Linked DNA regions of Homo sapiens: region 2 is linked to region 1. Evidence: chromatin loops called from intact Hi-C (ENCODE). Cell type or tissue: sigmoid colon. All regions are shown on one strand. Each heading gives the region's core, and the rest is flanking DNA. Links, peaks and the distances in the headings are about the cores only. Region 1 overlaps STK10 (serine/threonine kinase 10). Region 2 overlaps STK10 (serine/threonine kinase 10).

Region 1 (15,770 bases), core at 12,910-15,409:
CTGCCTAACTGGAAGACCCAGGGCAAGTGACTTACTTGCCCAGAAATAGTGTTTCCTCATTTGTTTAAAAAATGTGGAAATAGGGTCTCCCGAAGGAGGGCTGTAAGTGGGGGATGAACAACTGAAAAGTATAAAGCTGATCCTAGCAAACAGCTTTGCCTCACACCTTCCTCCCTGTTCCAGTCCTTTACCAACTCACTGGTTTTGCCTCCAAAATGTAGGTCAAATCTGACCATGTTTTTCCCTCTTCCCGGCCACTGCCCCAGCCTGAGCCCAGAGCCTGCCCATCCTAGTCAAGATCTCCCTCTCTCCCTCCACCAGTCCCTTAAACAAGCTGAGTAGTTATCCCTCAGGGCCTCAGCAACTGCAATTTCCCCTGGGCTCCCCCAGCTCTCCTCCCCTTATCCTTTAGGCCTGGCTCAGGGGCTTCCCTTGGAGCAGCCTCCCCTACTCCAAGCACTCACTATCATGTCACCTGTTACTTGTTTCATGGCATGTACCACAATCAGGGATTATCTTGTGTACTGTATGTTGGCCCATTAGGTGTAAGTTCTACAAGGGCAATGGCCTTATCTATTTGGGTCACCACCTTGTCTCCAACCTGGTGGGTTGGTGGATACATGGATGGATGGATGGATGGATGGATGGATGGATGGATGGATGGATGGATGGATGGTTAGGTAGATAGGTGGAAGGCTGAATGGGTAGATGAGTGGGTGGGTGGATGGATGACTGGATGGATGATTGGGTGGACAGACGGAAAGGTAGATAGGGAGTAGGTAAATAGATAGATGGGTAGATAAATGGATAGAAGGATAAAATGGACGGATGGGTGATTGGGTGGATGGATAGATAAACAGATGGATAATTCGGCAGATGAAGGGAAGGATGGAATGGTGAGTGAGTAGAAGGATGGGTGGATTGTTAGGTGGATAGATGGAAGGTGAGTGAGTGGGTAGATGAATCAGTGGATGAGTGGATGAATGGATGGATGAATGGATGGGTGAATGACTGGGTGGATAGATGGATAGGCAGACAGGTGAGTAGGTGGATTGATGCGTGGATAAATGAATGGAAGGATGGATGATTAAGTAGATAGGTAGATGAATGGGTGGACAGTTGGATGGATGGATGGAAAGTTGAGTGGGTAGATAGGTGGATGGGTGGAGGGGTGAGTGGGTGGAAGGATGGGTAGACGGATGGGTGGATAGATGAATAGGTAGATAGGTGAGTAGGTGGATAGATGGGTGAATAAATGAATGGATGAGTGGATAGATAGGTGAACGGTTGGGTAGATGGGGGAGTGCAGGATCGCAGGCAAAATGAGTTTCCTTTTGCCTCCTTGATTCCCCCACTTCATGCTGTAGACAGACAGCCCTCTCACCAAAGGACCAATGCCCACTCCTCTTACCATAGCCCCACCCTGTTACCACCATTGGTGGCCCTTCCCAGGCTTGCCTGAGAAATCTCATCTCCTCATCCTTCTTCTCATCTTCGCTGATGATCTTGGAGGTGGTGATGCTCACCTCCACACCATCCACCACAAATTTGCGTGTCCGCTTGAGGGTTTTTTTGTACAGTTTCGGGTCCTGGCCAGGGAAAACCATTAGACAAGTCTCAGCATTTCAGCTAAGGACCCATGGCTGTCGCAGCAGGTGAGGCCACAGCTCTGCTGGGCCCACAGCTTCAGAACCACCCCCAGAGAGATGTGGCCATCCATCGTCCCTCTTGCCTCAACTTAACCTAGGAGCTGGGGGTTCTGAGCTTATTCCCTTGCTCTTCCCTGATCTCAGCCTTCAGAAACTGTGCTGAGGCCTCCCCTACCTTGCTGCCAGCACCTCTCATGCATCCAGGACATGGTGTCAGAAAGAGCTGCGTTCTTGCCAGGCACGGTGGCTTACGCTTGTAATCCCAGCACTTTGGGAGGCCGAGGCAGGCGGATCACAAGGTCAGGAGTTCGAGACCAGCCTGGCCAACACAGTGAAACCCTGTCTCTACTAAAAATACAAAAAGTAGCCAGGCATGGTGGCAGGTGCCTGTAATCACAGCTACTTGGGAGGCTGAGGCAGGAGAATCACTTGAACCCAGGAGGCGGAGTTTGCAGAGAGCTTAGATCACGCCACTGCACTCCAGCCTGGGCCATACAGCTAGACTCCGTCTCTAAAAAAAAAAAAAAAAAAAAAAAAAAAAAGAGCTGCGTTCTAACCCTCACTGCACCACTTACTTGCTCTGTGTCTCTGGGCCAGCCTCTTGTCCTGTCTGAGCCTCAGCTTCCTCACCTGTTCAGGGAGGATAGTCACACTACTTGCCTCCCAGGGTGGTTGTGAAGATTCAGTGAGAGAACACATGGCAGGCACACAGAGCAGTGCCCACTCCCGGCCTGTGTTCCATGCTTAGCATTTCTTTCTGACAGTTATTACTGCAGACCACACACAATCCTCGCGCATGGTGCCAAAATCCAAAGGAGCCCGAAAACCAAAGGCTGTTTTTATAACTGGTTTGGTAGCCAAAGCTGACCTGGCCTGAACTCCCCACCTGCTAGGAGTCACCATGAGATTACGCATAATCGTCATCTTTTCCTGTGAGTAATCGCACACGCCACAAGTGATTGTGCAGGTGCCACCTGGGATCCTGGAGGTGTTTGTGTGTCATAATACGTGGTACCCTCTGGAAGTTCTCAGCTCTGATTCTGAAGGTGTCCCCATAACCCTCCCGCTCTGCCCACTGCCTCTGGCCTCTTGGTTGGTTTCAAAGCCTCTTTTTTTTTTTTTTTTTGAGATGGAGTCTCGCTCTGTTGCCCAGGCTGGAGTGCAGTGGCGCAGTCTCAGCTCACCACAACCTCTGCCTCCCGGATTCAAGTGATTCTCCTGCCTTAGCCTCCTGAGTGGCTGGGATTACAGGCATGCGCCACCACGCCCGGCTAATTTTTTAATTTTTTTAAGTAGAGACAGGGTTTCACCATGTTGGTAAGGCTGGTCTCGAACTCCTGACCTCGTGATCCACCCGCCTTGGCCTCCCAAAGTGCTGGGATTACAGGTGTGAGCCACGGCGCCCGGCCCAAAGACTCTTTTTGGTGTAGCCCAGCCCTGCCTTCCTAACACGGGGCCTCCCAGCCCCTGAAAGAGGAGTGAGGAGCCAGCGTGGCAGGTCTCTTGACCCCTTGAAATCTATGCTGAGCTCCACTCCTGCTGAGTCGAGAGGGGCAGACTGTTTTTGCTCCCTGAGGTCTGGGCCCCTGTCTCCTGCCCATGGCACCTCGCCCAGGGGCTCTGGACAGCATCAGCATGGACCCAGCATGCCCGACTCTCATCTCTCTACGGTGACCAGCTCACATGTGCCAGGACCCAGTCAGGATGGGTCAGGCCAGCAGTGAGAAGTAGAGGCCGGCAGGAGTGAGAGTGGAGGGGAAGAAAGGGCACCCACAGCCACAGCCCTCTGCTGAGAACTGCTCCTGGCCAGGGGGCCTCCATCCCTGAAGGAACAGGCTCCTAGTCACGCCAGGGGGTGCCGGCACAGCGGGGGACTCTCATGAGAACGGCCTGAGGTCCCTGACGCAATGCAGTCAACCAGAAACATTCTCCACAGCCTTGAGAAGAGCAGGGGAGCCCCTGCTTTAGGTGGGTCTGTCTCATTAAAAAAACAAATAAAAACACCTTTTTTTCACTCAGTGTCTTCAGGAAGAGAAGTGGCAGGATGCCGGTCCTAAGGAAGACGCTGCTCACAGGTAACAGCTGCTGTGCATGCTTGTCCCGGTGGCCTGTTGGAACTGTGCTTCCCTTCCCTGCCTAAAGCTGATTGGCCGTTGCGGCTCCTGTCACTCCCCTTTGCTTAGCAAATATGTTCGAGTCTCTACTGCGTGTTTTTCACCAAGTACATTTGGGAAGGAAAAACAAAATCATACAGTATTTCCTCTAAAATGAGCTTTGGGTAGAGGGTCAGGTGACCCATGGTGAGTTTAGTAACACCCCGGGATTTATCGGGGAGGCCAGGAAAGGAGTCAGCCCCTTCCAGCTCCCTAAGAAGGAGGCCATGGCTCCCACTGGGAAGGTTTAGAGTTTGGAGCCTGGGGTCTGTCCATCTTCCCACTCCTACCTGGCCCTGGGCTGGCTCCTCACTTCTCTGAGCCTCCATCTGCTTATCTGTAAAGTGAGAGGATGAAGGAGCCTGTCTGTTCTTTTTAAAGCACTTTGTACAGGGTTCGCCTCAAGCCCAGGCCTCTAGTGCGGTGGCTATCGTCATTCGCAACACTGCCCACCTCCAGAAAGGCCCCGGAGGCGGGGAAGATGGCTTTGAGCTGTTTCCTTTAGTTGGATTTACCAGTTATCAGCTGGGTCTCGTGGCTGACCTCTGGATGACAGAACTTCATTTGTAGCTAAGGCCTAAGAGTTCTCTCTCCCAAATTTTACCAGGGCCTTTTACCAAGCTTTGAAATTTAAACCCAAACCAACTGCTTTACATTCCTAAATCCCATATTGAACCCAGATATTTTGGAGATTAAACTATGAGTCAAACCCAAAACCCCCTAATGAACCACTTAAAATGCAAGGAAGCCCCTAAATGCTTTTGAAACCAAAATGGAGCCACAGAACATCCTGCAATGGTCTTGCTGCAAGCCCGTGGTGGCAGAGGCGGTGTTACCTTGATGGACAGAGAGCCCATCTCTTTGTTCAGCGACAGGTCAGTGGAGAGATTGGTACCATAGTCCATGCTCTCAGAGGTGCAGAGGCTGCTGCAGTCCGAGTCCCTCTTGGAAGGCCCTGGAGCTGCCTGGGCAGGTGGCTCCAGGCTGCCATTGGCCAGCTTCTCCCCACCCAAGGTCTCCAGGGCGCTGCTGTTGGGCCGGCTCTGGCTGGCCTTTTGAGATCTGTTGGCTGCTGGGCTGAGGTCCCCACCCTGCTCAGCAACTTGCTTCTCCTGGGCTACCTGAATTCTGGCATCCATTGACACGGGTCGGGACTTCCGCAGGGGCACAGGCACTGCCAGGCCGTTCTCATTTCCAGGGGCCACGACTGGGGGACTGGTGGTTTGGAGGGATCTGTCCCCAGAGGGCTGGCTGCAGGGCTCATTCACACTGTCCTGAGACTGGCTGGGTGCCAGCGGGGTGGAAGGTGACTCCTCGAGAGGCTTGTCAGCATTGAGGCTTGGCGGACTCACCTCAGAGGAGTTCTGAGTATGGTTCTCCAGGGTCTAGAAAAATATATATATATATATTAAAGGCCATGCTGCTGTATGTTCAAGGCAAGAGTCAGAGATGCAGTGGAGAAAGTCAGACACCCTCAAGATGAAGTGGGCCAGCGCCAAGAAAGGAGAGCAGATATCTCCCTAGCCAGTCTTCAGCACTCCCTATTGCCTAACCGTAATACAATTACTACTTATTTTGAGGCATGGCAATCTCCTCACTATCTCTAATCTCAGCTGAATGTAATAGCTGTTATTCCTGCTAGGAGGCAGCTGTGGCCAGCTGGCCAGCTCATGGCCCACAGGGAGGGGTCAGTGGCCGCTCCATTCCAGCCAATTGTGACAATGTGGGAAAATGGCTCCCCTGTGGCCAAACCTTCCCAGTTTTTTAATTTTAATTTTTTATTTTATTTATTTATCTATTTTTTTGAGACAGGGTCTTGCTCTGTCACCCAGGCTGGAGTGTAGTGGTGCCATCTTGGCTCAATGCAACCTCCACCTCCTGGGTTCCCACCTGGGAGTGGTCCTCCCACCTCAGCCTCCCGAGGAGCCTCCCGAGTAGCTGGGACTACAGGTGCATGCCACCACACCCAGCTAATTTTTGCATTTTTTAGTAGGGACAGGGTTTCAGTATGTCACCCAGGCTGGTCTCAAACTCCTGGACTCAAGTGATCTGCCCGCCTCGGCCTCCCAAAGTGCTGGGATTAGAGGTGTGTGCCACCGCACCCAGCCAAACCTTCCAATTTTTTAAGACAAGTTTGAAATCTAGGTTTTTAATGGACATCTCTTAATTTTTAGGTGGCAACTAACTCATATTTTTTAAAAAATCATATAAAGGCCAAGCCAAGCCTGTCTGGGGACTGGATTCAGCCCTTGTGGCCACTAAGTTTTCAGCTTCATTTTTGTTTTTTAGAGTCTTTGTTGGGTGGAAAGTACTGGAAATGTTGCTATGCTAAGGTGAAACAGAACATTCTTCCTGTGTATAAAACATAAACATCCAACTTGGTGAATAGAGTGAGTATCCATGTAGCCACTTTCCAGGTCAGGAGGGGACATTGCTTTGCCCCAGAGGGCCATCCCCTGCCGCCCCGTCCTTCTCAGTGGCAATGCTCTCCCACCTCTTGACATAGTCACTGTCCTATGGTCTCTAAGTGCTACAGATGAGCTGTGCCTGCTTATAAACGTGGTATGAATGGATTTATACTATAAGTATTCCTTTGGGTCTTGCCAGCCACCGGTTTTTAACCTCAGCTATGGCAGCTGGTGGAAGCAACTCCAATCTACCTTCTAGTCAACACCCAGAGTGATGGCTCAAAAACGCAGATCTGATTCTGTCACCTCCACCCCAATACCCAGTCCCTGCCTGAAACCCTTCGGGGCTCCCAATACCCACAGGACAAAGATCAGCCTCCTGCATGCAGACAATGAGGCCAGGTGTGAGCGCTTTCTACCTCCTCCTGGAGCCAGGCCCCACTGAGGTTCTCCTACTCCAAATCCACCCCTGGCCCTGCCATCTATCGGCTCAGCCAGCCACTTCACTGTATCGATCTCAGTTTTCCTGTCTGTAAGCTGGAGCTTGGTTACCCTGTGTCAGAGCTGTAGAGGGCCCGGCAGCCACCAGGGGCTCCATGCATGGCGGGGGTGGTTGTGATGATTCCGCTTGCCCTGCCCTTCGGGCTTTCCTTCTTCACCCTGGTGAGGGTCTGCGCCAGCCTCAGGCTCCACCCAGGACTGAATTAAATTTGAGGAAGCTGCAGTGCCGTCCACAGCACAAGGATGTGGGCCAGCTCCATCCCCTGATGGGTAAGTCCAGCCCCTGCTTCTCTAGGCACAGGGAGCCACCGGGATGGCCACCCTATCCCTGGGAAGAGGCCTCCCCAAGTAAGGCCAGGGATTACGGAGCAACAGCTTGGGCCAGAATCCAGCCCACAGACATGTTTTCCTTGGCTCACAGGGTTTTTACAAATTTAAATTAGCTTTAATTTCAATCTAAATCCAGCAAGCACTGAAGCTGCAAAAGAGTTCCAAATGTGCCCAGACATGGGTCCCCTTGGCACTGAGGGCAGCTAGAGGGGGGCCAGGGTGTTGCCTGTGGCCATATGCAGCCTCCCATATTTATCCCAAAATGAGCTAAAAACAGTCTCATTTGGTATGTGAGCTGTGACAGGAACAAAGGATGGGAAGCCATGAATCAGTTACCAACTTTTAAAAATTGGAAGATTTCATGTGAAAATCTAGATCTCTGGTATCTCCTGAAAACTCACAGGATCGGGATCTGGCCAACACCCCCTGCTGCCTCACCCCGGCCCACATGCCATCTTACGTTACCTGCAGCGTGGGAGTCTGCAACCTCTGAGCTGGCAATAAATTGCCTGAGCCAGAGTCCTGGCCTTCCCTGCCCCTCCCACACCAGCAGGGCCAGCTGAGATCCTGTCCTCCCAGCCCCCGCTAAGCCCCACTCTCCCTGGCCTTACGGAGGCGGCATCCACGGCGTCCTCCTCTTCCCCCTCATCCCGGCCGTCTTCGATCTCTTCCATCACCTCGGCCTTGGCCTCAGCCACCAGCTCCCGCAGAGCCTTGTTACTGGTGATGCTGCTGACGAAGGGATGCTGAGGGGGCAAGATGCACCCAGATTAGAACCACTCTGGGGTCACGGTGGGGTGGAAGAGGCTGGGGGAGCTCACCCCCGGGGCAGAAAAGGCCAGCCTCATTCCTGAGCAAAATGTGCACATGAACTTGGAGACCCAGAGACAGCCTGGAAAGTCCCAAGTGTGTTGGAAAGAGGGCAGATCCCAGCTGTGTCTCTCAGCGGCTGTGTGACCTTGAGCATGTCACTTAACCTCTCTGAGCCACAGGCTCCTCATCTCTCAAGTGGACACGTTAACAATGAACCCACAGGGAGGTCATGCGGATTAAATGAGATCATGCACTTGAAAATGCTTAGCCCAAAGTAGGGGCTCAAGCCGTGTTTGCAAGGGAGGGTGTCTATTTTCCTTTTTAAAAGGTTTTAATATATAGTTTTATAAAATATGCTACATACATTTTGTTGAGGAATAACATTCCTACAGCAAAGTTCACAGGTTGTAAAGCTCAATGACTTTTTTGAGACAGAGTTTCACTCTTGTTGCCCAGGCTGGAAGGCAGTTGCGCAATCTTGGCTCACTGCAACCTCCACCTACCAGGTTCAAGGGATTCTCCTGCCTCAGCCTCCCAAGTAGCTGGGATTACAGGCATGTGCCACCACGCCAGGCTAATTTTTTATATTTTTAGTAGAGACGGGGTTTCACCATGTTGGCCAGGCTGGTCTCAAACTCCTGACCTTAAGTGATCCACCCGCCTCAGCCTCCCAAAGTGCTGGGATTACAGGCGTGAGCCACTGTGCCCAGCCTCAATGACTTTTTACATATATATGCACGCACCGTAACTGCCACCCAGCTCAAGATACAGAACATTTCCATCACCGGGGAAGGCTCCCGTCTCCCTTGGCAGGCAACCCCACTCCCACGCCGCCAGCCTCGGGAGCCTGCTCCTCAGCTTCCTAGAAACAGAGCATCGTGTGTGCAGTCTTTCGCGTTGGCTTCCTTTACTCAGCGTCATGACTGTGAGATTCACCTACATTGTCGCCTATTTCAGTAAACTGTTCCTGTTTTATTTCTGTGCAGGGTCTCACTGTATGACTACGGCACAGTTTGTTTATTCATCCTGCTGCTGCTGGACATCTGGGCTGTTTCCCATTTTTGGCAACTATGAATAAAGCTGCAAGAGACATTCTCGTATATGTCTTTGGGTGGACATATGTGTTTGGTTTTAAGAAAGGAAATACAAGATCTTGAGGCAGAGTGGTGTATGTTCTATTCTAGGTTTTTATACAAATGTCAGAGTCTTATTTAAAAGTGAATGTTCTTTTACGGACCTTGCAAAACGCCAAAGCAAAAGGTCTCAGCGATATTAAGTCAGTGTGAGGTATCCTGAGTGAGGGCACCCGGGTATAGCCAGGGATGTGGGATTCCTCAACCCACCACGCTCACCGAAGGCCACTGGGAAAGGAATGATGGGGTGGGGTGGGAGGCATCATGAAGCTAGAATTTGCTCATTTACAATATACAGGAAGGCTCTGATGAAATTCACTGTTTTTACTCTCAGACAATTTATCCGGGGAGGAAGTGTCAACAAGATTGCTGGGGAAGTATTTAAACGACTAAAAAACAAATTTCTAGCACCTGGAAAACACATTCAGAACGTATATGTTCATCACAAATCATTCTTATCTGTTTGTTCATTTAAAACAGTTCATTTGGCCGGGCGCGGTGGCTCAAATGATAAACAAGAGAATTCCAGATCTTGTATAGCTGAGGGTGGTGGAGACTAAAGTCTGCAGGCAGAGGGGCCTCATTCAAGGTCAAATTCAAGCTGAGACCCAAGGGAAAGATCTGGGCACAGAGAATTCCAGGCAGAGGGAGCAGCTGGTACAAAGAAGGCCCTGAGACTGGACTGAGCTTGTTGGGCGGCAGGAGCCATGAGACGGGCAGGATGGTGGGACACACAGGATGCAGAGGAAGGATGGGCCGTGTGTGCAGGTGAGCCACAGAGACTGTCCTCACAAGCCACCAACAGGCTGCAGTGCAGCAGTGATATTCACTACTACCCTTTAGAGATGTCATTCTGGCTGCTCTGTACTTTTAAGAGGTCTTGAGTGGGGCGTTAAGGGTTTACTAATCATAGGAGGCAAAGTAGCATGCAGTTAAGAGTGCTGGCTGTAGACTCTAGAACCAAGGCACCTGGTAAAATCCAGCTTCCACCAACTTGGGCAAGTCACTTAACCCTGAGTCTCAGTTTGCTCATCTATATATTAGGAACAGCTGTTATAAGCATTATGGTAAATGCTCAGATATGGCAGCCATCATCATCATCATCACCACCACCACCATCATCACCTTCACCACCATCACCACCACCATCACCACCATCATTACCATTACCATCATCACCACCACCACCATCATCACCTTCACCACCATCACCACCATCATTACCATCACCACCATCATTACCATTACCATCATCATCATCACCACCATCACCTTCACCACCATCACCACCATCATTACCATCACCATCATTATCAACATCATCATCACGACCATTACCATCACCACCATCACTATCACCATCATTACCACCATCATCCCCATCACCATCACCATTACACCCATCACCACTATCATCACCATCACCATGACCATTACCATCACCACCATCACCCCCGTCAGCAGCAGGAGCAGCAGCACAATCAGAAAAGCCCGTTATGGCCCGGCACAGTGGCTCACATCTGTAATCCCAGCACTTTGGGAGGCCAAGGCGGTGGATCACCTGAGGTCAGGAGTTCAAGATCAGCCTGGCCAACATGGTGAAACCCTGTCTCTACTAAAAATAACAAAAATTAGCTGGGCATGGTGGTGCATGCCTGTAATCCCAGCTACTCAGGAGGCTGAGGCAGGAGAATCACTTGAACCCGGGAGGCAGAGGTTACAGTGAACCAAGATCATGCCAATGCACTTCAGCCTGGGTGACAAAGGGAGACTCTGTCTCAAAAACAATAACAGAAAAAGAAAAGCCTGTTTTGCATTCCTAGCCACTCCTATTCCCTCCCACATGCCCCCAGAGCACAGCTTTTTGGAACCAAAGGTGAGAACCAAGATCCCAAAGGTGAGAACCAAGATCCCAAAGGTGAGAACCAAGATCCCAAAGGTTCCTAAGCTCCACACTGCGCAATCTAACACAAGTGAACTTGAGCGAAACGCCACAGGACGCTTCACTGCAGTGGCTGAAGCAGACGCGGCAGAAATAAATAAACACAGGCAGGGGCTTCTGGAAACACCAGGTTTTCATCGGGGCACCCCATGTATTGATCAAATCAGTGGCTTTTCAGCACGGCCAGGAACTCTGCTTTCTTGAGGCAGAATCATCTGCCCACTGCCTCCCTGACCACCCCAGCGTCCTTAGGAGGAGGAAGGAGGGCCATGGGGAAGAAAGTCTGTGATGGGTGGGTGAGGAGGGCAGCTCTGCCAGGCACCAGAGCAAGCAAGGCTGGCACACAGGGCCACCCGTCCTATGGCTGATTAGGCCCAAACACTGTTTTACAGACTGCTCTGGGACACAAAACACAGACCACCTCCACCACGGCATCAGCTCCTCTGCCGCCAGAGATGTGTTTAGAGGCCCATTAGAGAGATAACGCCCTGGCTATGCTGCAAGGGAGAATCCTAGCCTGCACCAGGTAGGCTGGTCTGGGCACACGTGTCCCCAGTGGAAGGCTAGATCACAGAGGAACTTGACCTCCCAGTCCTTCCCCCCAGTAAGAGGCACCGGCTGGCTGTTCAGTGCCATCTTTGCTGAAAAAGGCAACCGGCAGCTGCTCTCTAGCCAGGGCCTCCCCTGCCATCTAAACAGATGTCCTTTCCAAGAACTCAAGCCTACTTTTCCTCTATGTGCTTAGAAACCATCAGCCAGAGGGGTCCTATACTCCAAGATGGGCTTTAAAAAACGCCAAAAAGGCCAGGCATGGTGGCTCACACCTGTAATCCCAGCACTTTGGGAGCCTGAGGCAGGTGCATCACTTGAGGTCAGGAGTTCGAGACCACCCTGGCCAACATGGCGAAATCCCATCTCTACTGAAAATACAAGAATTAGCCGGGTGTGGTGGCAGGCGTCTGTAATCCCAGCTACTCGGGAGGCTGAAGCAAGAGAATCGCTTGAACCCAGGAGGCGGAGATTGCAGTGAACCGAGATCAGGCCACTGTACTCCAGCCTGGGCAACACGACGAGACTCCATTTCAAAAAAAATAAAAATAAGAATAAAAACACCTAATAATGCTCGCAGTTTTCAGGCGCTGGCATCTCTTTCAATCCTCTCTCCCTTCTGGTCTTCTTCCCTCCCTCTCTCTTTCATTCATTCGGAGAGGCAGCTTACCAGAGAGGTCAAGAGCACAGACTCTTGAACCCGAGGACCAGGATCAGAACCCAGCTCTGTGGCCTACAGGCTGTGTGACTTTGTGCCAGCTACTTCACTGCTGTGTGCCTCCGTTTTACCATCTGCTCAACAGAGAGCTGAACAGCATCTACTTCAGAGCGTTGGTATGAGGATTAAATTAGGTGACATTTGCTAAGTATTTATAATCGTACCTGGCATGAACAAAGGGTTATGTAACAGTTTGTTAGGTAAAAATAAGTCAATTTTGGCCAGGCGTGGTGGCTCACGCCTGTAATCCCAGCACTTTGGGAGGCTGAGGCAAGCAGATCTCCCCAGGTCAGGAGTTCAAGACCAGCCTGGCCAACATGGTGAAACCCCACCTCTACTAAAAACACAAAAATTACCCAGGCGTGGTGGTGCATGCCTGTAATCCCAACTACTTGGGAAGCCGAGACAGGAGAATCACTTGAACCCAGGGGGTGGAGGCTGCGGTAAGCCAAGATAGCTCCACTGCACTTCAGCCTGGCAACAGAGCGAGACTCCGTCTCCAAAAAAAAAAAAAAAAAAGTCAATTTATTTAGCAAATATTTGCTGAGGGCTCTCTATATACCAGGCACTGTTCCTGGGACCTATCAGCGAACAAAACAAAGACGCTGTCCTCAGGGCACTGACATGCCGGGCAGGGAGCTTGACAACAAACCTAATAAGCAGGCAAGTTATATCCTGAGTGCCATGTGCCATGGAAGAAGGAAGAAGTAGGGCAGGGAAAGGGGACTGGGAATGTGGGGAGTGTAGTGGGTTTGCAATTTCATGTGGGTGGTTGGGGGAGGCCTCACCACAAGGCTGACATTAGAGCAATGACTTGAAGAGGGAGAGTCAGTCACAGAGGGATCCGGAGGAAGGCCATTCCAGGCGGCATGGACAGCCAGTGCCAAGGCCCTGAGGCAGGAACATGCCGTGTTCAGAGCACAGCAAGGCGGCTGGGCAGGCTGGAGAAGAGTGAGGCTGGAGTGTGGGAGCGAGAGGGGCGATGGGGGTCAGCAGGGTGGGGGGGGCGGATCACACAGCACTCTAAGGGGCCCTGAGACTCTGGGTTTTCCCTAGAGTGAAACGGGAGCCACTGGGGAGCTTTGGCCCGGGGAGGACATGAGCTGGCCCCTGTTGAGAAGGTTCACTCTGGCTGCTGTGCTCAGCCCAGACCCAACAGAGAGGGCAGGGGACCAGCGAGGAGGCAGCAGCCCGAGTGAGAGGTGGTGGTGGCCCAGGTAGTGGCTGCAATGGAGGGGTGGGAAAGGCTGAAGTCTAGGCACGTACCGAATGCAGGGACAACGGGATTTCCTGATAGGTGGGCTAGGGAGTGTGGAAGAAAGAGGAGCAAGGGTGCCTGCATGGTTTGGGGCCTGAGCCACTGGAAGGGTGGAGCTGCCATCGGCCGAGATGGGAAAGCCAGTGGTGGAGCACGTCGGCGAAAAGATCCAAGTGCTCAGCGTTCAGTGTGAGATGCCCACTGGACCTCCGGGGAGTCAACAGCTGGACGCGGGCCGAGGCATGGAGCTGGGAGTGCTGCACGCTGGGTGCGTGGAGATGGAGGGAGGGCCCTGTGCACTCTCACACTAATGAGCTGGGGCAAAGGGGGGCGAGCAAAGGCAACGGAGAAGGAGAGGCTTATGACCAAGGGTGTGTGGAGGCCTGGAGGTCGAGTGCCGACAGGAGGAGGAGATCGACTGGGCTGGTGCTGTTGATGTGTTCAGTGAGACCAACACCAAGGCTGACCCATGGCACAGAAACCGCTGACAACCTTGACAAGAGCAGCTGTGATAGAGTGGACGGGTTTAAGAGCAAATTCAGCCAGTATCTACTCAGCACCTCACATGTGACAGCTGTATGTTAAAAATGTTACATACAAAATCTCATTCACTCACACAATCCTGTGCAGCCAGCACTCTCTACATCTTACAGATGAGGAAACTGAGGCACAGAGTGAGAACCATGCAGATTCTGGGTGGGGGGGGCGGGGCATGGCATGTCTGATTTCAGAGCCTGGTTACTAACCACAAGTTGGTCCAGGCCCAAAGAATGTCTGCAGGAGTCAATGAATGAATCACAAACCAATGGGGGCGTGAATCACTCCGCCCAGGGCGGGACACAGGGAGACGTGAGAGCCAGGCACTTCTTGGAAGCCGGTAGACACCCTGAAGGCTGACAGCACTGGAGGTGGGGGCTGGGAAGCCAAGATCTGGGCCCACCTCTGTCACTCAAAGCCAAGCGGCCTGGGGCCAGTCACCTCCCTGCTCTGATCCCGGTGTCCTCCCGAGGGGGTAATGCCATGCCCACCCTCTCTCACTGGAGAGGAAAAGGCGCGTGGGTGAAGCCAGCAGCAGCACAGGCGTGAAAGGTGCTTTATTCATCTCCAGAGATCGCTCCTTTGTTCTGCAACCCTTTCTGCTGGACGGTAAGAATCCTCTGGCAGGACATTTTTTCCAAGTATGGAGCGGAAATTCCTGGCTGAGGCTGCAGCTCCGGAGCTGCCATATGGGGATGGGGGACAGCTGGTCTCTCCGTGGAATGTCCTGGAGGCCGGATGTATCAGGGCAGGAGGTGCCTCTTACAGGAAACAATTGGCCCCAAGCGGCTTGGACAGTGACAGCAGCCCCACTCGACCCCACCCACTTCGGGGGGCCCCAGCCCACTCCCAACAATACCCAGAAAATGAGGCCTTTGGGCACTCCAGAAATTTGCTTTCAAATACGTTATAGAAATGTAAAAGGAACAACTGTGACCCCCCACCCCCGGCAGTAGATAGACCTCATTTTGCATTCTGGTTCTTTTCATTTTTAAAAAAATAAATACCTCAGTCCTATGCATCAAGCATTCCTGGAGCACTGTGCTTAAGAGTTAAGCTAAGCGCTTCATAGTACCTCTTCATTTAATCCTCACAACCACCCAGTAAGGGGACTGCTGCTATTCACTCCCATTTCAGAGTGACAAGCAAGTCACAGAGAGGTTAAGCCATTTGCCCAGGGGCTCACAGCCAGTAAATGGCAGAGCTGTCGAACCCTGGACTTTCCCGCCCCAGCTCACACTCATAATAACTAAGCTGCTACCCCAGAAGGACGCACAGTGGCTCAGAATGCCGACCACAGGCCCAGTGCATGGCACACAGTAGGAAGCTGGGAAAAGCTGGGTGAATACAAAGACTCAAGTGCCTGGTGTGGCGCCTTCCTCCCCTTCCTGCCACTGCACCTCTAAGGCTGTCATGCTGAGGGCAGGACCGGAGCCGACACGGCAGTGAAAGGGCAGCCCTGTTGCATCACCCAGGCCCATTCCTCCCCCTCTTCCATCAGTGGCAGTGACATGGGGACACTGGTCGGCAGATTTGCAAATGACCGGGCAAGTGCTGTGCACAGCCCTCAGAACACTGTTGTGGACACACCGACCTCACCCAGCCTCCAGCCATGACGCCCTAACTCGAGGCATGGGCCCAGGCAAAGAGTGGCTCACAGCTCCCTCCAATAGTTCAAAAAGCTTCAAGGAAACCATTATCCACCTGCCCATTCTAAGGCAGTACAGCCAGCTAATGAGATGCTCAGAGTCTCCTGATCCCGCATACAGCAGCCAGAAG
Region 2 (13,196 bases), core at 10,291-12,790, 50 kb before region 1:
GGATGTATATACACATATGCACGTTAAATAACAAGATCTAGTAATAGGTCTAATAGCTACTGTAATTTCAAAGTGATAAAAATATTTTGAGATCTCTACCACAGCTGCAATGTGATATGAAATATCTGGGATTTCTACTGGTGACAGTCACAGCTACTGCTAATACTACTACAGTTTGTAGTAAAACTAAAGACCAAATCTTTTGCCATCCAGATACCAAGACACCCTGAATTCTACATATGGATCCATTGTGGGAAGAGTCTATGGACCCAAAGTTAAGAAAGCCTGAATCGTGTTTCAGAGGCATGGCAGACAGATTCTTTTAAATACGGCAGGGATGGCTAGTGGCTAGGCATCTGTACGACCCTTGATTAGTTCAAGTGGCAGTTGAGTGAGACACGGGAGGTATGCCAGAAACACCTCTGGCAGAAGGTCCAGGTTTGAACCTTATAGGCGTCACTTACAGTGTTTTGAGAACTGGCTTGACCCTTCCCTTTGCCTAGTGCCCATTTCCTCATCTAGAAAATGAGAATGAGCCTGGTGTGGTGGGGGGTGGCTCACACCTGTAATTCCAGCTGTTTGGGAGGCTGAGACAGGAGGATTGCTTGAAGCCGGGAGTTTGAGACCAGCCTGGGCAACATAGTGATCCCCCCTGCCCTGTCGCCTGTCTCCACAAAAAAAAGCCAGGCACCGTGGCTCATGCCTATAATCCTAGCTACTCAGGAGGATAAAGTGGGAGGATCATCTGAGCCCAAGAGTTTGAGGTTACGGTGAACCATGATCATGCCACTGCACTCCAGCCTGGGTGATAGGGAGACCCTGTCTCTAAAAAAATAATAAATACATAAAATGGGAATGATGGTGTCTTCCTCCGATTGTTGAAAGGATTCAGTACATTAACAGGTGAAAACTTTTTGGGGTCAATGAATGTTTGTTGTTAAATGAGAATGATATTAAATGTCTGTAGAGAACATGCCCCATGACATGCTCTCTCTCAGCCAAGCATAATGTCTTTCCAAAGAGAAACCCGAAGTCTGAGCTGCCGTATGACCTGGGAGGCACCTGCGTACTTGGAAGATAAGCCCTTTCTTGCCGGGTGAGTATGGTTAAGTGTGCCCTGCTTTCCACCCCAATCCAAAAGAACAACCTGAACGGCAAATAACCTTGTTATTTTATTAGAAGCATATTTACATTCTTGTAGTTAACTTTCCAGAGAACATTTTACAAAAATTTTGTATAAAGTCTGGAAACTACATAAAAATAATTTCTATCTTTCATAAAGGGAAAATAAAAGTTAGTTACATTTACTCTAAAACCAGACAGAGGAAAAAAACCCAGTTCTGTCTGTCCCTTATACAGAAAGCACTAACACAGGGCACGAGGAATACCGCGTGGGCCTCTCAGAGATGGGCATTGCACGGTGGCTCCACGGTGAGGCTAGGTGACCCCGCCAGTCCCCATCCAGAAAAGCACAGGGGAGCTCTGAGGGCTCAGGCGGCACTGAGCGGGGACGCGGCAACTCCTTGAAGGGCAAAAGTGATGTGAAGGACGAGCCACGAGGGGAATGATCACAGACTTTCACCTGAACCATGAAACTGGCATTTCACCTAATACTTTCTCACACGCCAGGCTACACATGGAAATACTGTAAGCAAAGCCCAAAGCAGCCCTGTCTGGTGGTTCCCAACGCTGGCCTGGCCTGGTAGAACTGGGTCTATGTTCTGCAGTTACACTGCCGCTAGTTCATGTTTCCCCAGCACCAATGCACCAAAGAGAATAAAAGGAGACAATTGTTTCGCTTGTCTCATTTGTGAGAGACCTAAAAAACACCCCCATCTGGGTCAAATTCTGCAGCAGGCAAGCTAAATGCTCACTAACCTGAGAACCATTGCTAGCTCCAAGAGAATCTTGACTGTGCATTTAAGATTTGGGCAGTCCCCTTTTCCTGTTGAAGGGCTGCCCCTCCCTTCCCAAGCATTCAGTTATAACCAATGTTGAGAAAATTTCCAGGGAATTGCTTTAGAAAGACAGAGTATACAGAACCTTAACCTAGCTGGGTGCAGTAGCATGTATCTGTCGTCCCAGCTACTCAAGGTTGAAGCGGGAGAATCAGTTGAGCCACGAGTTTGAGATCAGCTTGGGCAACATATTAGAGACCCTGTCTCAAAGAATTTTTTTTTTTTTTTTTTTTGAGAGACAGAGTCTCGCCCTGTCACCTAGGCTGGAGTGCAGTGGTGTGACCTTGGCTTACTGCAACCTCTGCCTCCTGGGTTCAAGCGATTCTCCTGCCTCAGCCTCCCGAGTAGCTGGGATTATAGGCATGCACCACCACGCCTGGCTAATTTTTGTACTTTTAGTAGAGACAGGGTTTTGCCATGTTGGCCAGGCTAGTCTCGAACTCCTCACCTCAGGTGAGTCACCATGCCCGGCCTAAAAATAAAGAATCTTAAATCTGTAGGAGTGAAGGCGGAAAAAGTCCTCCCAGGAAGTCTCAACCACTCTACCACCAGCGAAACACTACCCAGACTCAATATGCCCGCATGATTACTCCAAATCATTACCAGTTTTGTGTTGTTGTTCTTGTTTGTTGTTTTAAAAAGCAGATATCTTCCTGGAGAAACCATACATTTTATAGTTGTTTCAATAAAATAATTAGAAATCAGGGTGAAAAAAGGTTTCCTTGTAAGTAAACCCGCATACTGGTTCAAACATTTGCTTTTATTGCGTTATATACATTCTGCAGCTGTAGAATCAGAATCTGGGGGAAGCCAACTGAGACCCCGAAGGCCCAGCAGGAGTCCATCTGAGGTACAGAACCTGTGCTTCTGCCATGTTCCTGGGGCAGGGGCATTCCATTTCCCCCTGATGCTTTTTCTTCCTGAAGAGAAGTCCAACAGACTGCCAGCCCAGGTCTGAAATGCAAGGTGGGACTCCTGAACACAGTCGGGGGGATGGGGCAGAGGCAAACAGCCCTCCTGTTTCACCTGCAGACAGGGTGGGCCAGAGTGCTATGGAGCAGACTGGGTTGTGGAAGCCTCGTGTGCTGAGGAATCAGTCCCTGCACACAGGAGCCTGTGCGGGGGCCAGCACGCATCGCAGCCTGGCAGTACAGCCTGTGCTTTTCCATGCCTCCGGTGCCAACACCCCGCACGTGCCACACCAACTGCTCCACCTAACATGCTCAGTGGCACAGGCTCAGGCAGCAAACGTGTTCCAACCCACCTGGGCAGAAGAGGCCAGGCCAGCAGACCAAGTCCTGTGTGTACGCGTATGTGTGTGCATTCACACCCATGTGCAGGAAGGGGGACGCGAGATGGCATGAAACACGGGAGAAGCAGAATAAACATTTCAGCCTCCCTCTTTCCCCGGTCCCCGCCCCCCACATAGACAAGGCTTTGTCTTAAGTGGAAAGCAAACTGGGAGAACAGGAGGAATGAGGCCATCTCCTGAGCAGCCAGCTGCAGGCCTGGCTCCTCTGGGAACAGAAATGGCTGTGAGGGACTTGATGATTGAGTGACTCTGCAGGGAATGGCTGAAAAACCAAGAATTCCAGCCCGGATGAGCCCACGGGGACTTCATCAGCAGTGCTTTGTCCCACAGAGAGCAAAACTGGTATTTTCGCAAACAGGAGAGGACTCGAGGCCACAGAACACCCATTCCTCTTGGACCCTGACCCCACCAACAGCCCCATCCCTTCCAGCTTGAAGGGATCTGGGGCTCAAGGAGAATATACATTAGGTTCAGGTGACAAATAATTACACCTCACCCTCCACAGGCCAGCAAGAAGTCAGGAACGCTGGGGCAGGTCTATCAGGCACAGTTGGGGTGGCACAGGGCGAGGGGCTGGATTTGAGCTGGCACAGACGCAAGAGGGAAAAGGGGTCCTGAGTTACATGTTCACAGAGAATGAAGGAGAAGGCCCTGGGGCCCACCAAGCTGCCAGCCACAGCCCCGGGCGGTTGTTAAGAAGCATCCGCAGAACTGTAGGGGAAGAACTTGGCGGCCTTGCTTGGGGTGGAGGGGTTTGGGCACTCCGCCTCCTCGCTCAGCTTGAAGAACATCTCCTGCTCCCGCTTCTTCTGGTTCAGATCCTCTTCCAGAGCCTAGGGAAGAGAGAGGATGGATGGCACTTGGTGAGATCTGCAGGCCACACGTGGGTCTCCCACTCACAGGACCCCCACTGACATGGCCTTCTCTGGAACATTCCCTTCCAGGCCTCAGTGCTTGAGAAACTACGGCTTCCCTATTTCCTACCCTAGAGCTCCTCCCACAGGAGGTAAGTACCACCTCCTGCCACCGCCACTCAGAAGCTCCCTGTGGACTGAAGGGTACAGTTGGGGGAAATGTCAATCTAGACGGGGCAGGGAGGAAAAAAAAGCAGATGCAAATCCCCTGGCAGGAAAACAGCCAAATGACTGGAGAAAAACCCGAGGGAGAAGATGGAGAGAGACTGAGCAGCAAAGGAAGCAGAGATGTCAGAAGTTTTTTTTTTCAAAATACACATGCCTGAGTTGAGATTGCGCCACTGCACTCCAACTTGGGCGACGGTGCGAGACTCCATCTCAAAAACAAAAACAAAAACAAAAACAAAATACACGTGCCTTTGCCTAAACCCAGAGGTTCGGATTTTGAAGATCTGTGGTGGGACCAAGGCCTTCTGTACTGTACAAACTCTTCAGGTAACTCAGAGGAGAGCTCTAGTTGAAAAGCACTGCGGGAGGTTCCCTTGGGCACAAGCAAGTTTATCTAGGTAAATTGGATCCTACCAGAAATATTTTTCTTTTTTTTGAGACAGAGTTTTGCTCTGTCGCCCAGGCTGGAGTGCAGTGGCACTATCTTGGCTCACTGCAAATTCAGCCTCACAGGTTCAAGTGATTCTCCTGACTCAGCCTCCCCAGTAGCTGGGATTACAGGCACCTGCCACCATGACTGGCTAATTTTTGTATTTTTAATAGAGAAGGGGTTTCATCGTGTTGGCCAGACTGGTCTCAAACTCCTGACTTCATGTGATCCACCCACCTTGGCCTCCCAAAGTGCTTGGATTACAGGCGTGAGCCACCGCGCCTGGCCTAGGATTTTCTAAAGAAACTGGAAATCAAGATTTTAATGTAAAATCTCCTTATATACTTAAAAGTGGACATCTTTTAAACAATTTACAGGCCAGGTGCGGTGTCTCAGCCTTGTAATCCCAGCACTTTGGGAGGCCAAGGCGGGCGGATCACCTGAGGTCAGGAGTTCAAGACCAGCCTGGCCAACAAGGCGAAACCCCATCTCTACTAAAAACACAAAAATTAGCCAGGTCTGGTAGTGTGTGCCTGTAATCCCAGCTACTTGGGAGGCTGAGGCAGGAGAATCACTTGAGGCGAGGTGGAAGTTGCAGTGAGCCGAGATCGTGCCACTGCACTCTAGCCTGGGTGACAGAGCAAGACTCTGTCTCAAAAAAAAAAAAAAAAATTTTTTTTACATCACTATGTTGGCCAAACATACCATGCCTGTAAGCCAATTCCAGCACATAGGCTATCAGTTTGGGACCTCTGCTCTAGGAATACCAACAATTTAATAATAATAGCTACTACTTTTTGAGCACAGAATGGTTTAGTAACTTGCCCAAGGTTTCACAACTAGTAATGGAGGAGTTAGGACTTCATCCCACCTGTGTGACTCCAAAGCCTGGGCTGTTTAAGCATTATTCTGTTCTACCCACCACATATATTTCTCAATACAACCTTCTTACGCCAGAGTCAGCGATCTTTTTTCTGTTATGTGACAGATAGTAAACATTTTTGGCTTTGCAGGACATATTTGGTCTCTATTGTGACTACTCAACTGCCACTGTAGTACAAAATCAGCCACAGACAATCTGTAAATGAACGAGCATGGCTGTGTTCCAATAAAACTTTATTTACAAATATAGGTGGTGGGCCAGATTAGGACATTGGCAGTGGTTTGCTAACACCTACTTTAAGGAAATAAATATTATCTACATTTTACAGCCCGAAAAGCCAGGGTTCAGGAGGGAAGATTTGACTTGTTTGAGGCCACATTCTGTGTGAACACTGACCCAAGCAACACTTCATTGACTCTACCAGATATTCCGTACTTACTCGAAATACATCTGAATTTTTCTAAAAATACTCCACAATGTACAATCATCTCCCTGCCTCCATACAAGGCAGGGGGTTCACAGGCTGCTGACCGTAATGCAAGAATGTAAAAGACCATTTATTCTCGAATGAAAATCATCACCTCCGGGTCATTGTTCCAGCAGAAACCCAAGCAGCTAATGACAGAAGAATTCTATAAAGAATTCTGCAAAGAGGCAGCCCCCACAGGCAAAGTCCAATGCTGGCTTCCCAACTGCACACTCGTGGTGCCTCCCCTGAGCCCAGGCCCCTCTTTGAAGCGATCTGAGACATAAGGCAATAGCTAGAGGAAACGCGATCATTCATTTTCAAACTCTCTCAGGATAGGCCAAGGGTATAGAACCCCCAGGTAAGAGAACCAGGTGGACGTTCATTTCCTGATTGCAGAACCAACCTATGTCAGCAGGAACATTATTGACTTGACTGTCAAGTATGGAAAGTCCCAGCAGACCATGGTTACAGAAACTGATGAGCGTGGGCCTAACAGGAAGTCTGGGATCTTGGCCAGCTTCCAGCCAGAAAGCTCCATGAGCGCAGGGAGGGAGGCCTCAATTCAAGGACTCCCAAGGCCATCACACAGCTGAGATGGGCAGTTGCCTCCTGTCCAGACCACAGTTACAGTAAGCAGAACTGATGTACGATGGCAGAACAAACCTCAGGACTTCAGGACCCGTGGGCATGAGATTAAGAGTAACTTGGGCAGTTCTCTCCTCAGAGAGTTTAGGGGAATGAGTATGTCCTTGGCCTGTACTATGTGCTGGCAACTTCTGACATAACCTTGCAGTATTGATAGCTTCACTGTACAAATAACCACACTGAGGTCCCATGTTTTTTGGGTTTTTTTTTTTTTTTTTTTTTGAGACGGAGTCTTGCTCTGTCACCCAGGCTGGGGTGCAGTGATGCGATCTTGGCTCACTGCAACCTCCGCCTCCCGGGTTCAAGCCATTCTCCTGCCTCAGCCCCCCATGTAGCTGGGATTACAGGCATGCGCCACTGTGCCCGACTGATTTCTGTGATGGTTAATTTTATGTGTCAGCTTGGCAAGGCCACGGTATCCACCTGTTTGGTCAAACACCAGCTAGATGTCACTATGAAGGTATTTTCTAGATGTGATTAGCATTTCAATCAGTAAACTCTGAGTAATGCAAATTACCCTTCATCATGTGGGTGGGCCTCAATCAGTTGAAGGCCTTCAGAGAAAACAAGAGAGAAGGAATTCTGCCTCTAGACAGCAACAACAACTGGGTCTCCAGCCTGCTGACCTGTCCTGCAGATTTCAGACTTACCAGCCCCCACAATCGTGTAAGCCAATTCCTTAAAATAACTAAATCAATTTCCCTCTCCCTCTCCCTACACACACACACACACACACACACACACACACACACACATCCTCTCTCTATCTTGGTTCTGTTTCTCTAGAGAATCCAGACTAATACGGCCCAGAGCGGGGAAGATGGCTTGCCCAAGATCCCAAAGCTGGTGACCAGCAAGAACGTCTAGAGTGCCAGCTAGAGAGGAAATGGACAAATTCCCCCAACCTCTGATACCATCCTAGTTCAAGATACCACCCTAGTCCAAGCTGCCATCATTAGTCACCAAGGCTATCACAATGGTTTCCTGACTGGTCTCTCTGCCTCCACTCTTGACCCCTGAGGGCAGCCAGCGGGATCCTTTTCAAAACATGAGTCAGACCACCTTGTCCTCTGCTCAGAACCCTCCAGTGGCTTCCATCTCACACAGAGTAAAAGCCAGACTTTACGCAGGCCCCCCACCCCTCTGACTTTACCTCCTATCACCTCCCACCGTCACCACCACTCTCTCCGGCCGCAGGGGTCTCCTTGTTTCACGAGCAAGGTGTCCGGGCCTTTGCAGTTGCTCTTCCCTGTGCTGGGAATGTCCCCCTGAAAACCCCCACGGCTGCACGCCTCCCTCCCTCAGGTCCTTCAGATCTTGGCTCAGATGTCATCTTCTTAGACGACATCTTCCTGCCACACCGTCTGAAGCAGCCTCACTTTGTGACCCCCCCATGCTGTTTCCCTCCCTGCTTCTTGGCCCCTTACTAGAAGGTCGGTTCTTCCGGAGGGCATGGACTTGTCCCTTTTGTTCAATGCAGTGTCTCTAGAGTCTGAAACAGCGTGGGGCACTTAGCAGGTGTTCAAGAAATATGTGTTGCATTAATACACAAACGAATGAACCATCAAGCTAACGATGACACACAAATGCAATCCCATGTGATAAACACCATGACAGGGGCAAGGACGGGGAGCCCAGAAGACACCATACAGCCTCCGTGGGGGAGGCCTGAATAATGCAGACAAACAGAAGTTGGCCAAGCAAAGGCTGGTGGGTAGAGAATTCCTGGCAAGGGGAACAGGCTGGGCAAAAGCCCAGCAGGGAACGAGGGAAGCGCATATGGCATGGAGATCTATTTGGGTACTGAAATCTGCTCAGAGCACAAGTCGGGGATGAGACTCACGGGAGATAAGGCAAGAACAGTAGTTCTCGAAGTGTGGTCCACGAACCCCTAGGGGGCCCAAAACGCTTTCTGGGGGTGGGGGAGGGGCAGCAAGCTCTAGTTTCCTGCTAAGACACAGTTTGCTTTTTCATTGTTTTGATATTGGTGCTAATGGTACAAAAGCAATGATGGGTAAAACTTCTGGAGCTTCTGGAGGATTAAGACAATGGCCCCTCCTAACTGAATGGGTATTCTTCACCACCGTGCACTCACATGTGTTTATTTTTATTTTTATTTTTTGAGATGGAGTTTCACTCTTTCGCCCAGGCTGGAGTGAAGTGGTGAGATCTTGGCTCACTGCAAACTCTGCCCGCCGGGTTCAAGTGATTCTCCTGCCTCAGCCGCCCAAGTATCTGGGATTACAGGCATGCACCACCATGTCTGGCTAATTTTTGTATTTTTAGTAGAGACTGGGTTTCGCCATGTTGGCCAGGCTGGTCTCGAACTCTTAACCTCAGGTGATCCACCCGCCTTGGCCTCCCAAAGTGCTGGGATTACAGGTGTGAGCCACCATGCCAGGCCCACTCATAGTATTTTAGAAAGTTTTTCAATTAAAACAATAAAGCCAATTGCACTTAAGATCACCTTGATGGTGCAACACAAATGGTTCATTTTATTAAATCCTGACCTTCAAGGTCACAGCCCTTTAACGTCCTGTGTGAGGAAATGAGAACTATGCATAAGGCCCGCCTGCTGCCGGTCAAAGCATGATGGCTGTCTAGAGATCCTGTTCTTGTGCCTGGTATTGTTCTTGTGCAATCATCTTGAGTTGTGGGCTGAACTCGCCACTTGATTCTGCAGAATATCATTTTGATTAAAAAACAACTCACAACTGGGCATGGTGGCATGTGTTATAGTTCCAGCTACTTGGGAGGCTGAGACAGGAGAACTGCTTGAGCCCAGGTAGTCGAAATGAGCCTGGGCAACATAGCAAGACCCCATTTCAAAAAAAAATTACTGACAAATATGGGTATTTAGCAAACACTCTCTTGAAAATGAACAAACTGAGCTGATCACGTCAAGGGAAACAAACTAAGGATATTTACTGCCAATGACAAAATTTGAGCATTCAAGCAAAAATGAGAACTTTGGAAAACCTGTGTCCACCAGCCTGAACTTGACAGCTTCTCAATTTTTTTTTTTTTTCTTTTTGCGAGGGTCTCAATCTGTCACCCAGGCGGGAGTGCAGTAGTGCAATCATGGCTCACTGCAGCCTTGACTTCCTGGCCTCAAGCGATCCTCCCATCTCAGGCTCCAGAGTATCTGGGACTACAGGCATGTGCCACTGTGCCCGGCTAATTTTTGTATTTTTTGTAGAGATGAGGTTTCACTGTGTTGCCCAGGCTGGTCTCGAACTCCTGGGTTCACACCTATAATCCCAGCACTTTAGGAGTGGTGGCGGGTGCCTGTAATCCCAGCTGCTCAGGAAGGTTGAGGCAGGAGAATCGCTTGAACCTGGGAGGTGGAGGTTGCAGTGAACCGAGATAGCGCCACTCCGTCTCAGGAAAAAAAAAAAAATCCGCTGGTCTTTCTCGCACTTGGATGTAACTTTGCTCCAGCCATGATCCTGTAACATCATGCATTGGTCACTTAGAAAATATTGGTTTACTGAGTTATGCAGATCTTCCAAAAGTTGACACATTTCATTATACAATATTTAAAAAAAATTATATCTCCACCAGGCACAGTGGTGCACACCTGTAGTCCCAGCTAGTCGGGAAGCTAAGGCAGGAGAATCACTTGAACCCAGGAGGCAGAGGTTGCAGAGAGCCACGTTCCCACGCCTGTAATCCCAGCACTTTGGGAGGCCGAGGGGGGCGGATCACTTGAGGTCAGGAGTTCAAGACCAGCCTGGACAACATGGTGAAACCCCGTCTCTACTAAAAATAGAAAAACTAGCCAGGCATAGTGGCATGTGCCTGTAATCCCAGCTATTCAGGAGGTTGAGGCAGGAAAATCATTTGAACCCAGGAGGCAGAGGTTGCAGTGAGCTGAGATGGCACCACCGCACTCCAGCCTTGGGCGAAAGAGTGAAACTGTCTCTAAAATAAAAAATAAAATAAAGAAATCAACAGATGGGTCACGAGGGACGTTGCAAAGGGGCTAGTGACAGAGAAGAAACCCAGCAGAAGGTGGGCCTAGGAGGACAAGGCAGGCGAGGAAGAGAGTGACTGGCAGCACTGGCTGCCACCAGGAGGTCAAGTCCAGCCAGCCGTATCCATGCGAGTCAGCCACCAGGATGTTGGTATTGACCATGCCAGCAGCGGCTGCAGTGGGCTGAGAAAGGAATTTCTCAGTGGGTGGAGGAAGAAATTGTGACAGGGCTTCGCAGAGAAAGAGAGAGACAGGGCAGTAAAGAAAGATGTGGGACTGAGCGAGGGCATGGGGTTTGAAGGTGAAAGTATGGCAGGCACCATTCAAAAATGACCCCTGTGACTCTCTCTCATATAACTCTCCCCGCTCCTCTGCGTGTGGGTGGAACCTCTGAATGTGGTATCATTCCTGCAAGCAGGGAGGCTATCCCGTGACCCTGATTTAATCACATGAGCACAAAAGGGTTTTCTCTAGCTGGTGGCAGAAAGGGATATCAGAGACATTCAAAGCACGAGGAGGTCTGAATGCATGCTGGCTATTTGAGGTGGAGGAGGCCACGTGATAAGGAGTGCCGGTGGCTTCTAGAAAATAACCCGTCTGAGGTCAGCAAGGAAACAGGGACCTCAGACCTACAGCCATAAGGAACTGGATTCTGTCGAAAGCTGAATGGGTTTGGAAGTGATTCTTCCCCAGAAACTTCAGCTAAGAGCCCAGCCACGCTGACAACGTTGATTGCAGCCTGGTGAGACCCTGAGCAGAGAACCCAGAGAGCCCACCCAGACTCTTGAACTCCATCACTAGGAGAGAGTAAACGGGCGTTGGTTTAAGCTGCTAAGTGTGTGGCAGTTCATCACACAGCAACAGAAAACTAAATTGGCAAGCAGTTTATCTTGTGCTGCGTTCTGACTCCTCAGAATAACTTCCTCTAAGAGAAAATCCCCACAGGCTGGGCTTCTGGCCCAGCAGCGTGGCTGGTTTGACTCACTGCAGCGTCCTCTGTGGACACATGGCAGGAGTCCTTCGGTCCATGAGAGGGAGCTAAACAAGAGGCTGCCCTTCCAGAGGTGGAAGCTGCAGGGCGTTCAGCCACAAAGGGTTAGAAAGTTCCCCTCTCTCTCAGGCTGGAGATCCATTTGATGGTGCCACAAAGCAAGAGTCCACCAAAATAAGGAGACCTAACATGTCCTGGCCAGAGGCCTGTGCATGGCACAGAGCAGAGCCCGAGACTGAGCCCACCAGCTCGGATAAAGTTACCTTCTTGCGCGGCCGAAGCTTGTCCCGCCATTCCTTCAGGTTCTGGTTATGGCTCTCATCCAGGGCCTTCAGTTTCTGGGTTTCGTGCTCTACCAGGAGGTGGCACTTTTCATTCTGGAACAGATTCCAGGCAGAACAGGTGAGAAATCAGAAGACGCAGGCCCTGAAGACTGAGACACACCTCACGCTGTGGCTACGAGGGCACCAGCATCGTTCATTTATTATTTCTTCTTGACTATAAATCCCATTTATTCAAACTCTATACGTAAATCACATGCACCAAGAAGTGCCTGGAGGAATAGTCCAGAATATGTTAATAGTTCTTATTAACTCTGTGGTGGGGAGGTATAGTAAATTTGCAACTTTCTGTGAGGATACAGCAAGAAGGCAGCTGTCCGCAAGCCAGGAAGGGAGCCCTCACCAGAACCCCACCCTGCTGGCACCCTGATCTCAGACTTCCAGCCTTCAGAACTGTGAGAAAGAAGTTTCTGTTAATTAAAGCATCATGGTTTGTTATGGCAGCCCGAGCTAAGATACTCTGTATGTCTCACATATAATTTCCTCAGGGAGATCTGTGGCAAGGAATGAGGGTCACTGACATGGGTGAGACTCTTCTAACCTCGCTGTTCTTTCTCTGAGGTAAGTTATCTGCTTTACAAAATGTAAATCTCTCTCATAGGCAGCAGTGACAAGTCCCTGTTGATTTCTTGCAGGGAATCAGTCTTGTCATGAGGAGCTTATAAAGCAGGGGGAAGTGCCTTTATCCAGATACCACGACCCTACTGGGTTGGAAAAGTAGAATCCTTTGGGAGATTTTCATTTTGGGTTTCATGCTAGAGGCTTCTGGGAGTTTAGAACTTGGCTGAGTGAGAAGTAATACTCGCAGCAGCGCTGCATGCCTGTGGCCTGCCAGGAGCTGTGCTCGGCACTTCATACGGGCTCTCTCAGTGCTCACACTGAGGCAGGGATCACCCGAGGCAGGGATAGGAAAACGGATGCGGAAGGTGAATGGCTTGGCCAAAAGTCACACAGTGGTAATCAGCAGAGCCGTGCCGGGCAGGCCTCAACACCTGGAATGTTTCCTCCATGCCTCCCCACCTCTCCAGAAATTGCCCGATGGGTCCAACAGCCTGAGCAGTTCCTGAGGTTCGAATCAGCCCCGTCCCCACAAGGGGGCTTCAAGTACC

What was found. Peaks named below come from ENCODE experiments on the same cell type or tissue, not always from the same donor. Only the 100,000 strongest peaks of a DNase experiment are listed, where the experiment ranks them.
Region 2: a loop joins it to region 1, with 2.1 times the contacts of the local background. A loop is called at or near these places in 13 of 110 quality-filtered maps.

The regions. Positions count from the first base shown.
Region 1 is chr5:172,088,774-172,104,543 of GRCh38, forward strand. STK10 (serine/threonine kinase 10) reads right to left here. Exons shown (of 19, transcript NM_005990.4): 8 at 7,653-7,787; 9 at 4,639-5,187; 10 at 1,459-1,589. Among named protein-coding and RNA genes, the nearest start is that of FBXW11, 90 kb to the left of the region's middle. RefSeq lists an enhancer at 13,073-13,859. In sigmoid colon, for the core only: no CTCF peak of the experiment used is centred there; DNase peaks (open chromatin) are centred at 14,288 and 14,698.
Region 2 is chr5:172,040,920-172,054,115 of GRCh38, forward strand. It overlaps STK10 (serine/threonine kinase 10), which reads right to left. Exons shown (of 19, transcript NM_005990.4): 18 at 12,010-12,123; 19 at 1,160-4,103. The coding sequence ends at 3,963. Among named protein-coding and RNA genes, the nearest start is that of FBXW11, 41 kb to the left of the region's middle. In sigmoid colon, for the core only: a CTCF peak has its summit at 11,798; a DNase peak (open chromatin) is centred at 11,742.